Linked DNA regions of Homo sapiens: region 2 is linked to region 1. Evidence: read pairs that join two places in POLR2A ChIA-PET (ENCODE). Cell type or tissue: A673. All regions are shown on one strand. Links, peaks and the distances in the headings refer to the core of each region. The heading gives the core; the rest is flanking DNA. Region 1 has its middle 17 kb from the start of EMP1. Region 2 has its middle 14 kb from the start of FAM234B.

Evidence for each region. ChIA-PET counts read pairs that join two places held together with the same protein. Peaks named below come from ENCODE experiments on the same cell type or tissue, not always from the same donor. Only the 100,000 strongest peaks of a DNase experiment are listed, where the experiment ranks them.
Region 2: POLR2A ChIA-PET joins it to region 1 with 5 read pairs; 3 of 35 experiments call an interaction of 5 or more read pairs at or near these places.

Annotation. Positions count from the first base shown.
Region 1 is chr12:13,176,908-13,182,286 of GRCh38, reverse strand. No RefSeq gene overlaps it. Among named protein-coding and RNA genes, the nearest start is that of EMP1, 17 kb to the left of the region's middle. In A673, for the core only: no CTCF peak of the experiment used is centred there; DNase peaks (open chromatin) are centred at 2,446, 2,496 and 2,936; H3K4me3 peaks cover 786 bases; H3K27ac peaks cover 1,615 bases.
Region 2 is chr12:13,027,667-13,033,045 of GRCh38, reverse strand. No RefSeq gene overlaps it. Among named protein-coding and RNA genes, the nearest start is that of FAM234B, 14 kb to the left of the region's middle. In A673, for the core only: no CTCF peak of the experiment used is centred there; no DNase peak of the experiment used is centred there.

The sequences.
Region 1 (5,379 bases), core at 185-5,184:
CTTCTTCTTACTAGATAAAGCCTTTCCGACTTTCAAGGGTGTGGATATAGCCTCAGCCTCTGCATGAATGTCCTCTGCTTATTTCCCAATTTACCACTCTACGATTGTCCTTTTCCAGCCTGAACCATGCAGTTTCAGTACTTGTATCTTTCGTGTTTCGACTCAAATGTCACTGTCTCAGGAAGAACTTTTCCAGTCACCTATCCTAAAATTGCAACCCTTCCCCAACACTTCCTATCCCCCTTTGCCACTTTATTTTTCTGCTTACCTGTTATCCATTATCCAGCATTAGCCAGCATATGGCATATACCCCACTTATTATTCCACCTGCTCCCCCAACTAGAGCATGAGCTCCTGACAGCAGGCATTTCTTTATGCTATTTCACAGCTGCCCTCCCCGGAGCAGTGTCTGGTAGGCACTCAGGACTTCCTGGCTGAATGCTTTGCATGTCTTGTCTCCAGTTTGCTTCAGCTGAGTTCATTCTCTCTCCTTAACTATAAAGTCCTCAAAGATGGCAAACAGCTCTTATATCTCTTCTGTATCCCCACAACACTTCAGGAGGTGCTAGGCACACAGAACTTATTTTTAAAACTCTTGCCCAATGAGTGGCAAGGCTGGGTGCAGTGGCTCATGCCTGTAATTCCAGCACTTTGGGAGGCTTACTTGAGGCCAGGAGTTAAACACCAGCCTCGGCAACATAGCAAGACCCTATCTCTAGAAAAAAAAATTTAATAGCTGGGTGTGCTGACTCATGCCTGTAGTCCCAGCTACTTGGGAGGCTGAGGTGGAAGGATCACTTGAGCCCAAGAGTCCGAGGCTGTAGTGAGCCATGAGTACATCACTGCACTCAAGCCTGGATGACAGGGTGAGACCCTGTCTCAAAAAAAAAAAAAAAAGCAAATTAAAAATTAAGGACCATAAACCTATTTAGAGGGATGTGGATCTTTTCATCACTGTGAATTTACCTCTGCTTTGGAGGATTTTAATCTGCATGGCAGGGGGTGGAGCAAGGTTCTTCATTGTAAAAACTGATCTCTCTTTTATTCAACATGATTAACTGTTGGAGACCCTCAAGTACTGTTGCGGGAAGTCTGGGACCCCAAACGGAGGGACCAGCTGAAGCCATGGCAGAAGAACGTGGATTGTGAAGATTTCATGGACATTTACTAGTTCCCCAAATTAATACTTTTGTAATTTCTTATGCCTGTCTTTACTGCAATCTCTAAACATAAATTGTAAAGATTTCATGGACACTTATCACTTCCCCAGTCAATACCCTTGTGATTTCCTACACCTGTCTTTACTTTAATCTGTTAATCCTGTCAGCTGAGGAGGAAGTATATCGCCTCAGGACCCTGTAATATTTGCATTAACTGCACAAATTGTACAGCATGTGTGTTTGAGCAATATGAAATGTGGGCACCTTGAAAAAAGAACAGGATAACAGCAATTGTTCAGGGAATAAGAGAGATAACCTTAAACTCTGATCGCCGGTGAGCCAGGCAGAACAGAGCCATATTTCTCTTCTTTCAAAAGCAAATGGGAGAAATATCGCTGAATTCTTTTTCTCAGCATGGAACATCCCTGAGAAAGAGAACACGCACCCGGAGGTATAGGCTTATAAACAGCCCCCCCAGGTGTGCCTGTCTCTTATGGTCAAGACTGCAGAGGTGAAATAGACTCCAGTCTCCCATAGCGCTCCCAGGCTTATTAGGAAGAGGAAATTCCCGCCTAATAAATTTTGGTCAGACCGGTTGATCTCAAAACCCTGTCTCCTGATAAGATGTTATCGATGACAATGGTGCCCAAAACTTCATTAGCAATTTTAATTTAGGCCCGGTCCTGTGGTCCTGTGATCTCGCCCTGCCTCCACTTGCCGTGTGATATTCTATTACCTTGTAAAGTACTTGATGTCTGTGACCCACACCTATTAGCATACTCCCTCCCCTTTTGAAAATCCGTAATAAAAACTTGCTGGTTTTTGTGGCTTGTGGGGCATCACGGAACCTACAGACATGTGATGTCTCCCCCAGACGCCTGGCTTTAAAATTTCTCTCTTTTGTACTCTGTCCCTTTATTTCTCAAGCTGGCCAATGCTTAGGGAAAATAGAAAAGAACCTACATGAATATCAGGGCAGGTTCCCCGATAAAGTACCTTCTCAAACTATCTTTGTCTTCACATAGCCTTAGAAGCCCACTGGGTCCCTTCTGTACCTGTCACTGTGACAGCTCCCTATGCTGAGTGGAACTGAGCATACTCTACAAATTCTTATGCCTGCCAGGGCCAGCTGAGGATGCACACTACCCAGACCACTGCAGGAATGACTAGCTCAGATAGCAGACAGGCTCCGCCCCCAGCCTTGCCTTCCCAAGCCAGGGCGGGTGTGTGCCACCTGCACTGCTCACAGGCTGGGCCACGGAGAGATCTTGCATTTCCACCAGCTGCCTCACCCACAGTGTGCACGAGTGTGGTAAGCTGGCTCTGCCTAACACGCCGCCCTCCTGAGCTGGGCTGGCTCCTCAGGGATACCCCGTTTTGAAATCCTGGGGCAGGGACCAGCTCGACCCTAAGAGAATTCCCAAGGCGCCAACTCAGAGGATTAGCTCCCTCTCTGCCACCACCCAAATCAGGCCACAAGTTGCAGCGGTTAGACAATGAAATCATCTTTTCTTCTGGTTTTGGTGGTTACTATTTTTAACTGCATTGAATGCCCAGGAAGAACCTGAGGAGAAGGTAACCAGAGCAGCAAAGACCCATTTCCTGGCTCAGGAGCCCACAGCCCTGGGAGTGTTTCCTGTTTGCCAGAGGAGAGCTGTGTTTGTGTGTTGTGGGGAAAGCTGTTATTCCCTTACAGTTTTAAGGTTTTGCAACACTTTAAGGAAAAAAAAAAAAAGAAATCTTCAGGCTCAGCCCTCGTAGCAATTATTTTTTCTGCTGGGGTGAGGGGGGTTAGTGAGCAGGAGAGAGCAAAAGGAGGAAGAACAGAATGGAAAAGAAGCAAGTGTTAGTGGAACAGGATGTACTTAAAATTCCCCCTGTCTGTTATCCATCCCAAAACTGGCCTCTCCATGGGTGTAGGAGGCTACTGCGACTTCATACATATTTATAGCATTTGGCAGCTCCGTGGAGCACATCGCTTTAACAATGTATTTTAAATGAAGCTAAATGAAACGCGTTCCCAGTTCCTGGGAAAGGATCTTTTTTTTTTTTTTTTTTTTTGATAAACTGTGCTGTGGAGATGCTGCTGGCTGAAGTGTCATGGATAATCACAGTGTGGAGGCTGACGCGAGTCTGGGTAGAAGCCAGATGACCCAGACCAGAATGGGACATCCTGGGAAAGATACAGTCTAGCCTGACCGCTCCCAGATCTCAGAGCCCCAGGGAGCAGGGTGTAGCTCTGAGATCCCACCAGTCTTCTGCCCCACCATGTTTTCCAGTGGCTTTTGGAGAACCTGATCCTTTCCATCCGTAGTAGCCCCAATGCAAAGTAACTTACTACCTCCCAAAGGTCTCCAGGGATCAAGGGTCAGAGCTTATCAGGGGTCAAGTTTTCTGGAATCAGAATGCAAAAGTCAAAAGCCTGAAACCAGTGCTCTGCTTGACACACCGTATTAGTTAATTAAGCTTCTGTGTCTGAAACCTAAAACATATTTATGTTATTTTCCAAATAAAATATAGACCTAATTGAATTTCATTGGCCCACCTGGAAGTCTATAGATACAACTTCTTCACTGGCCCCTCTGTGCTTTGGTTTTCCCATTTGTAAAATAATGATATTAGACTAAGGGCTCTTCCAGCTCAAAAATTCCAAGAGGCAAAAAACACATGTAATATCTCTCCTCCAATTCCATCACCATTTCTTTGCTGAGCCCTGGCTAATAGTTCCTCTGCCCTATGTCCTGTCTTAGGGTCTTTTTCTCCATTCCAAATGTCTCAACACAGGTTCAGTTTTTATGCTTCTCAATGCTAGATTATTAGAGCTGTCCTCTTGCAGATTTCTTTGGTTTCAATTGTTTTTTATGCTAATTGATACCAAATGCAGCTGCTCAGACCAACTAGGTTCAAAGCCCATTTCATATCTGGCTCAGAACCTGTGCATAGCTCCTGATATCTCCACCCGCACTCTCCCCCACCTCGTCAGCACCTGCTGCAGCACAATACAGCCCTGTGGCTCCAATCATGTTCGTTCTTTATCCAGTCATTAATACACCTGAAGACTCTTGCCCTTTGCCTGGACAATATGTTACCACGTGGCTTCCCCTTCTCTCTGAACCAGGCTTTGTTCATGGCTTCTTCCAACCTCAGCCTGGCTACACTGCCAGGACACTGACACCCTTTCCCTTTAGCACTCCCTTCACATTGCTTTCTTTGCCATTTTGATGACCGTCCATGTCCTTCTTTGGTGGCTTCATGCCTGATTCTTCTTCCATCCTAGTGAAATGCTGAAACGTCACAACCTCACCTCCTCTTCTGGGTGACAAGTGCAGTACTTGGCATATTGATGTCCAAAGGATGATCATTAATAATTGAGAAACTTAACTGACCTCAAATTTTCAAATAATTAAAGAGCCACTGGACTTGCTCCACCCCACACCTGTTTTCAGCACTAACTACATGTACCCATTGCAGCAAATATGCATATTGAGGGCTGGGAAAGAAGGCCAGGCTCGTGCGCTGAACCCATCACCTGGCTCCAAGCCAGACTGAAGGAGGCTGAGATCATCAGCTTCTGCTGATGACTTATTCTTCAACTAGTGACCTCTCTTGATTTTTATTCTCATCTCTGCAAATTAGAGGGAAGGTGATTTGACCAAGAAATCCTATGATAAAAGATTCTGCAGAGATGTCATTCTATTTTGGTAAATACGATAGTCTCCGTAGAGTTCATCAGTAAGGCAACTAATATATAATGATAAAGATTCCAAAATGTTGGCTCATATTTCCTGAGTAAGCATTACATACAACCTAAGGAGCGAGAGGTTTTGATCTCCCTTTCCTAATAGTACCCCCATCATAGGCAAAAAATAAATGAATAAATAAATAAATAAAAATTAAAAAATCCAAGAGAAAGATCCTGGGAAGGGTGTTGTCTTATCTTCTTTATTTGTACTAAACAAAGGTTGGAAGACACTTTTCTAAAAATCTGTTTTGAGGGCTCAGAATTTAAACTCTTCCTCTGCAGTCTTTGCAAATCCAATAGCCTTTTTCATGCCAAATGAAAAGTTTCCTGTGCATCCTCCAGAAACGCCATTTCTTGTGACAACTCTTCAGAGCTATATGCGTGACTTCCAGCATTGGGGTCCATCAGAGGACCCACTGGATCCCTTAGGACTGTCTGCAGAGTTTCAGGAACACAGCAAAGATATCCATGGTCACT
Region 2 (5,379 bases), core at 141-5,140, 150 kb after region 1:
GGAAGGCTTCAGTAAGAGGATGATATTGGAAGAAAGATCTAATAGAGGCATCATGAATAAAAAGAACTTGGAGGCAGAAGCATACCTGTCCTGTTCGAAGACCAGCAAAAAGGCTGCCAGAAAGGATAGTTTTTCTTCTTTTTTTTTTTTTCTTTTTTTTTCTGAGACAGAGTCTTGCTCTGTTTTCCCATGCTGGAGTGTGGTGGTGCTGTCTCCGCTCACTGCAACCTCCAACTACCAGGCTCAAGCGATTCTCCTGCCTCAGTCTCCCGAGTCACTGGGATTACAGACACCTGCCACCACACCTGGCTAATTTTTGTATTTTTGTATTTTTAGTAGAGATGAGGTTTCACCACGTTGGCCTGGCTGGTCTCAAACTTCTGGCCTCAAGTGATCCACCCGCCTCGGCCTCCCGAAGTGCTGGGATTACAGGTGGGAGCCACCGCGCCCAGCCAGGAAAGGATGGTTCTAGGGAGAGATTAGAGATTAGATGAGGTCAGATATGGCCAGAGTAGGAACAGATTCTGTAGACTTGGTAGGGAAAATAAAGACTTTGGCTTTTAGTCTAGATTAAATAGAGAGACTTTGAAAGCCTTGAGGCACAGAAGTGTTTATTTGACTTAGATTTTAAAAGTGTTCCTTGAGATCACTTTGCTGTTCTGAGAACAGACTGTGGGGGTACTGGCAGTGATGAATCACTTTTGACTATTACAATGACCCAAGCCAGAACTGATGGTGGTTTAGACTAGGGTAGTTTCTTTGAGGGTGGGGGGAAGTGGTAGGATTCTTAACTTAATTTGAAGGTAGAGCCGGCAGGATTTGTTGAAGAACTGAATGTATGGCATGAGAGAAAAAGGTGTCAGGGACCGTAGTGAGTCTTTTGACCTAGCAACCAGAAGATTGGAGAAGGGGAAAACTGAGAGAGGAGTGGGATGGGAAGCAGACATCAGGGGTTGGTTTTGGATGTGTCAAATTCAACATCCAACTGGACATGCAAGTGGAAATGTTGACCAGGCAGTTGCATGTATGAGTCTTGGGAGTTCAGGGAGAAGTCCTAGGTGGAGATATAAATTTGGTAGTCATTTGGTAGATTCGATAGTAAATTTGGTAGCTAATGCACATAACCCATATTTAAAGTTGGGAAATGGAATAAGATCACAGAAAGCATGTGTGATGCAGGAGGGGAGGGGAGCGTGAACGCTGCAGCATTTCACCATTCACAGTTCAGGGAGAAGAGGAGGAACCAGCCAGAGAAAGCAGCAGGCATAGCCAGTACGGTCAGAGGATAACCAGGAGAGTTTGTTGTCCCTGAAACCAAGCAAAAAAAGTGTTTTTGGGAAAAGCATAGTCAATTATTTTAAATGCCACAGAGAGATCAAGGAAGAAAAGGCTAAAGAGTAACGTGCCTGCCTACAGAGAGCACACACTTTGTTCTACTCTGCTGTGGTTTAAGGGCCTGCAGTTGTCCTGCTGTGCTAGCCTGGGTACACCTCTCTAATTCAAAGAAAGAATTTGCAAGCCCCTTTTACAACAGATCTAAGCCATGTCATTCAGCGTAGCTTTCTTTCAATAGTGAAGCTGATATTTTATCTCCATCTGTCCATCTCTTCAGTCTATTCCCAGATCAATCAGAGCTATGCAGAGAAGATGGGTATTAATTTACTGAGTCCCCTGAACCTTCAGTAATCATAAGTATTCCTTTTATTTATCTCTGCTTAGTAGATGTGAAGTTTTGTTCTCTTATATAGTAGATTTTCCCAGTAGTATTATCTTATCTACTTCTTGCTCTACCTTAGAGATTCTCTCTAAGGCAACTTTCTTCTTCTCTAGTCAAGCTTTTAACATCTATTATGAGAGTCTTTGCAGATGTCCCTACGTAGGATTGGAGAGAGGCCCTAATCCATCCCTGTAGTGACTCTTTCTCCTTCTGGGAAGCAGATGGGATTAACAGACCATTACTAATTATTGTTCTTAAACAAGGCACTGCAAGATTTATAAACCTCTTCCCAAAAGCCAGGCTGCACATCTGACACAAAGAGGAAAACGTCGCCTTTTTTTTTTTGTTTAACAACTTCACCATGAGGAGTCCCTCTTTGCTGAGAAATTGTGCTTTGTATTTTTTCCTGTTTCTAAGAGGACAGGCATACACTTGTCCTTCGGTGAACCAAATGAAGTAGAGGATAAGATGTGATATCTCTGTAAGCCCACAGGATCTGCTTTGAACAAAGTAATATATTTGAAGTGAAAAGCAATCCTTCTTGAAATAGTCACGAGCTCGTGCCTGCAGACACTTAATTGCAAGGGGTTGGCAACCTGTCTTTCATCCATGTCCTGATGAACAAAGACACACCCCATGTGGGCCAAAGACCACCGGAAACTTCAAAAAGTCCTCTTCAGGCAGAGGACAGGAGCCACGAGGGTCATACCTGGTACTGTATGATGAGGATAAAGGTGATAAGAAATTCTCTAATGGCCTCTGTCCCTTCGTGTCTGAAATTTCTATCTCAAGATCAAAAGAACCAAGGTACAGCCTAGGTAAGAAAGGGCTCTTGTCCTAATTTTGGAAGAGCCTAAAAATGAAACCCAGGAGAATTTCTTAGAGAGATGATATTGCCTGGAGTTACCTTTCCATGAAATTAGACATTTCATTTTCATTCTTTCTTTTACCCTGGAGTTAAAGACTTGTTTGGTTTTTTTTGGGTCTTTGTTTTCCCTTGTCAATACCTTAAAGATTTTTAAGTAGGATTCTTAGAGAGATTCACGTGAAGCTATTTTCTTATTACCATCACAAATACTTTATTTTCATCCTACCCTCCATCACCCTCTGCCTCAAAAATCTCAGATTTTATTCTTTTATTCAGGAGATTGTGCATAAAGTTACTTATTTCAATGAAAAAAAATATTTATTTCTGTATTTCTTTTTACGTCTTGGCCTGAAAATCATGAAACTCTGTTGTCTTATTCCAGAGATTTTATTTACCTAAAGCTACTCCCTCCTTCACTAATAGAGGTTGTAAGACAAATAGGTTTCTCATAAAGAACTTTCATGTGACCCAAACTTTTTCTTTAAGACTACGAATTTTTTTTCTCAGCCGTAAAAACTTACAATTGAGTTTTCTTATTGAGAAAATCTGTACACATCTTTTCTCTTTCACCTTGAAACGGGGGCTAAAATATTAGACACTGAAGAATTGTATTACCCTTTAGTTTCCTAGTACATAATTCTTTCCAAGTAGAATAACAATTTAACTTTCAATCTGTCTTCCATTACATTATTACTCAGGTTTTAAAATATTCATCTCATTGGTGATCTATCATCTCTCCCAGTTTCTGGTACTTGAAAAACTACATGTTCTTCAGTTTTAATTTAAGTGAAGAAATGAAGGAGAAAATTTGGTAAACATTTAGTTTAAGATGGAATAAGAAACAAAAATCTTCTTTACTCCTAAATACAATGTATTTGCCAGAGGTATTGTTCACCTACCAACTTTAATTTCATGCCTTCTCAGTAAATCCAGAATGACAATTTCAGAGTGAAGAGCAAGCAGTACAGCCCTCACACAAAAGGGGCCCTAATTCTGAGCATTATGCCTCAGAGAATGCCACGCTATGGGGTGTCTTCCTTGAAATCTAAGTCCCCTCCAGTGGCTGCAATGCCAATTGACTGAAGCATGCCCCTGGTATTCCCTGTTTCTCTCCTTGGGGAACCTGCCCCAACCACATGCTGGTGAATTTAGCTATGCATTTGAAACCAAACTGTTTCTATTGATGAGGCTCTGCTAGAAACACTTCCCCAGGTCTTCCCCCATCCCTACCATCTTCCCACCCCAAATAGCCACCCCACCTCACCCCTACCCAGGTCCCATTTCAGCCCTGCTGAAGGAGATTTGTGTGTGTGTGGTTGTTTCTTTTAATAACATTTGATCTCAATGTTGGAACGGATCTCAGAGGTCTGCAAATCTAATCCCCAACGAGTAGCAACTGCTTCTTTAATCCTCAGTCATGTTATCTCTGCTGGGACATTCTCAGCTCCCCAGAGCTCAGGGCACGTGGCAGATAGCCACTGTTGTAGGGCTTGGAGACTACACCTGTGACTGCCTCCCAGGAGAACTGATGCTGTCTTCTGAAGCCAGAGGGAGCAAGGCCAAATCCCTGCTCCATACATCAACCCTGAAAATGCCTGAAATATTGATGCAGGGTTCTTAGGAAATTTTGCTTAAGGTTATTTTCTTCTTTTTATCAAAAATACAGCCTGGACAGCATGGCAAGACCCCATCTCTACAAAAGAAAAAAATTAGCCAGATGTGGTGGCACATGTCTGTGATCGTAGCTACTCAGGAGGCTGAGGTGGGAGAATTGCTTGAGCTGGGAGGTTGAGGCTGCAGTGAGCTATGATCACACTCCTGTACTCCACCCTGAGCGACTCCAGACTGAGCAAGACTCTGTCTCAAAACAAAAAAGAAATTCCCCTTCCCTTTGCGTTAAGTACATGAAGTTTTGTCATTTTACTGCAAAAGGTTTTCCTTTGAGGCTAATATTTACTTCTGCAATCAAGCCTTACATTCCCTAGAGAGGTATTTCTTTATGGAGTTAATTCCTCCTGCCTCTCACAAATGTTTTCTCTCTCACTGCATGGGCTTTAGGTCTTTAAAGACCTTAGATATGGACTCTAAAAGCTGAGGAAATTTCCATTTCCACTAGTAGAGGCTTAAAGACCAAGAATGGCAATTTTCATTATTTTTCTATAGGTATTTTGTCATGAAAGAAATGGCTATTTTTAGAGAAGTGAATGTACTGGGGGTTACTTCAACCTATCTCATCACAGAACTCACTTCATGTTTTTCTACATTGGTTGGCCTGAAAAACCTGAAGTATGTTCTTATTTCTAAGAATGAAGCTATTTTCCTCATTACAAGGCCAACCTTAAATAACAGTAAACATTTTAAAGAAAGGATTTTTGCATGAAGTTTTTCTGCCTGTCTCATATAATTGCTTTCAAATTCTCTTTTTAACCTTAATTTTAATCCTCCGTTTCTGTTCTCTTGTCAGATAAATTGTTGAATATATTTTCCTCCACTCCCCAGTCTTAAAGACCAGGCATTCAAGAGTTTATTTGCTTCTGTTATGAATGTATTCCTTTTTACACCTTAGCCTTACAGATCTGTGGATTTCTTCTCTCTTTTAGTGAATGTGCAAAAAATACAAACTGGCAACATAGAAAAGAAGAGATACAACTGGGACCAATGACCAGATACTACTTTTTCAGATTATTTTTATAATGTTTTAATTTAAAAAGGGATAAAAATATATGGTTCATTTTATTCTATTTTATTTTTATTTTATTATTTTATTTTATTTTATTTTTGAGACAGGGTCTTG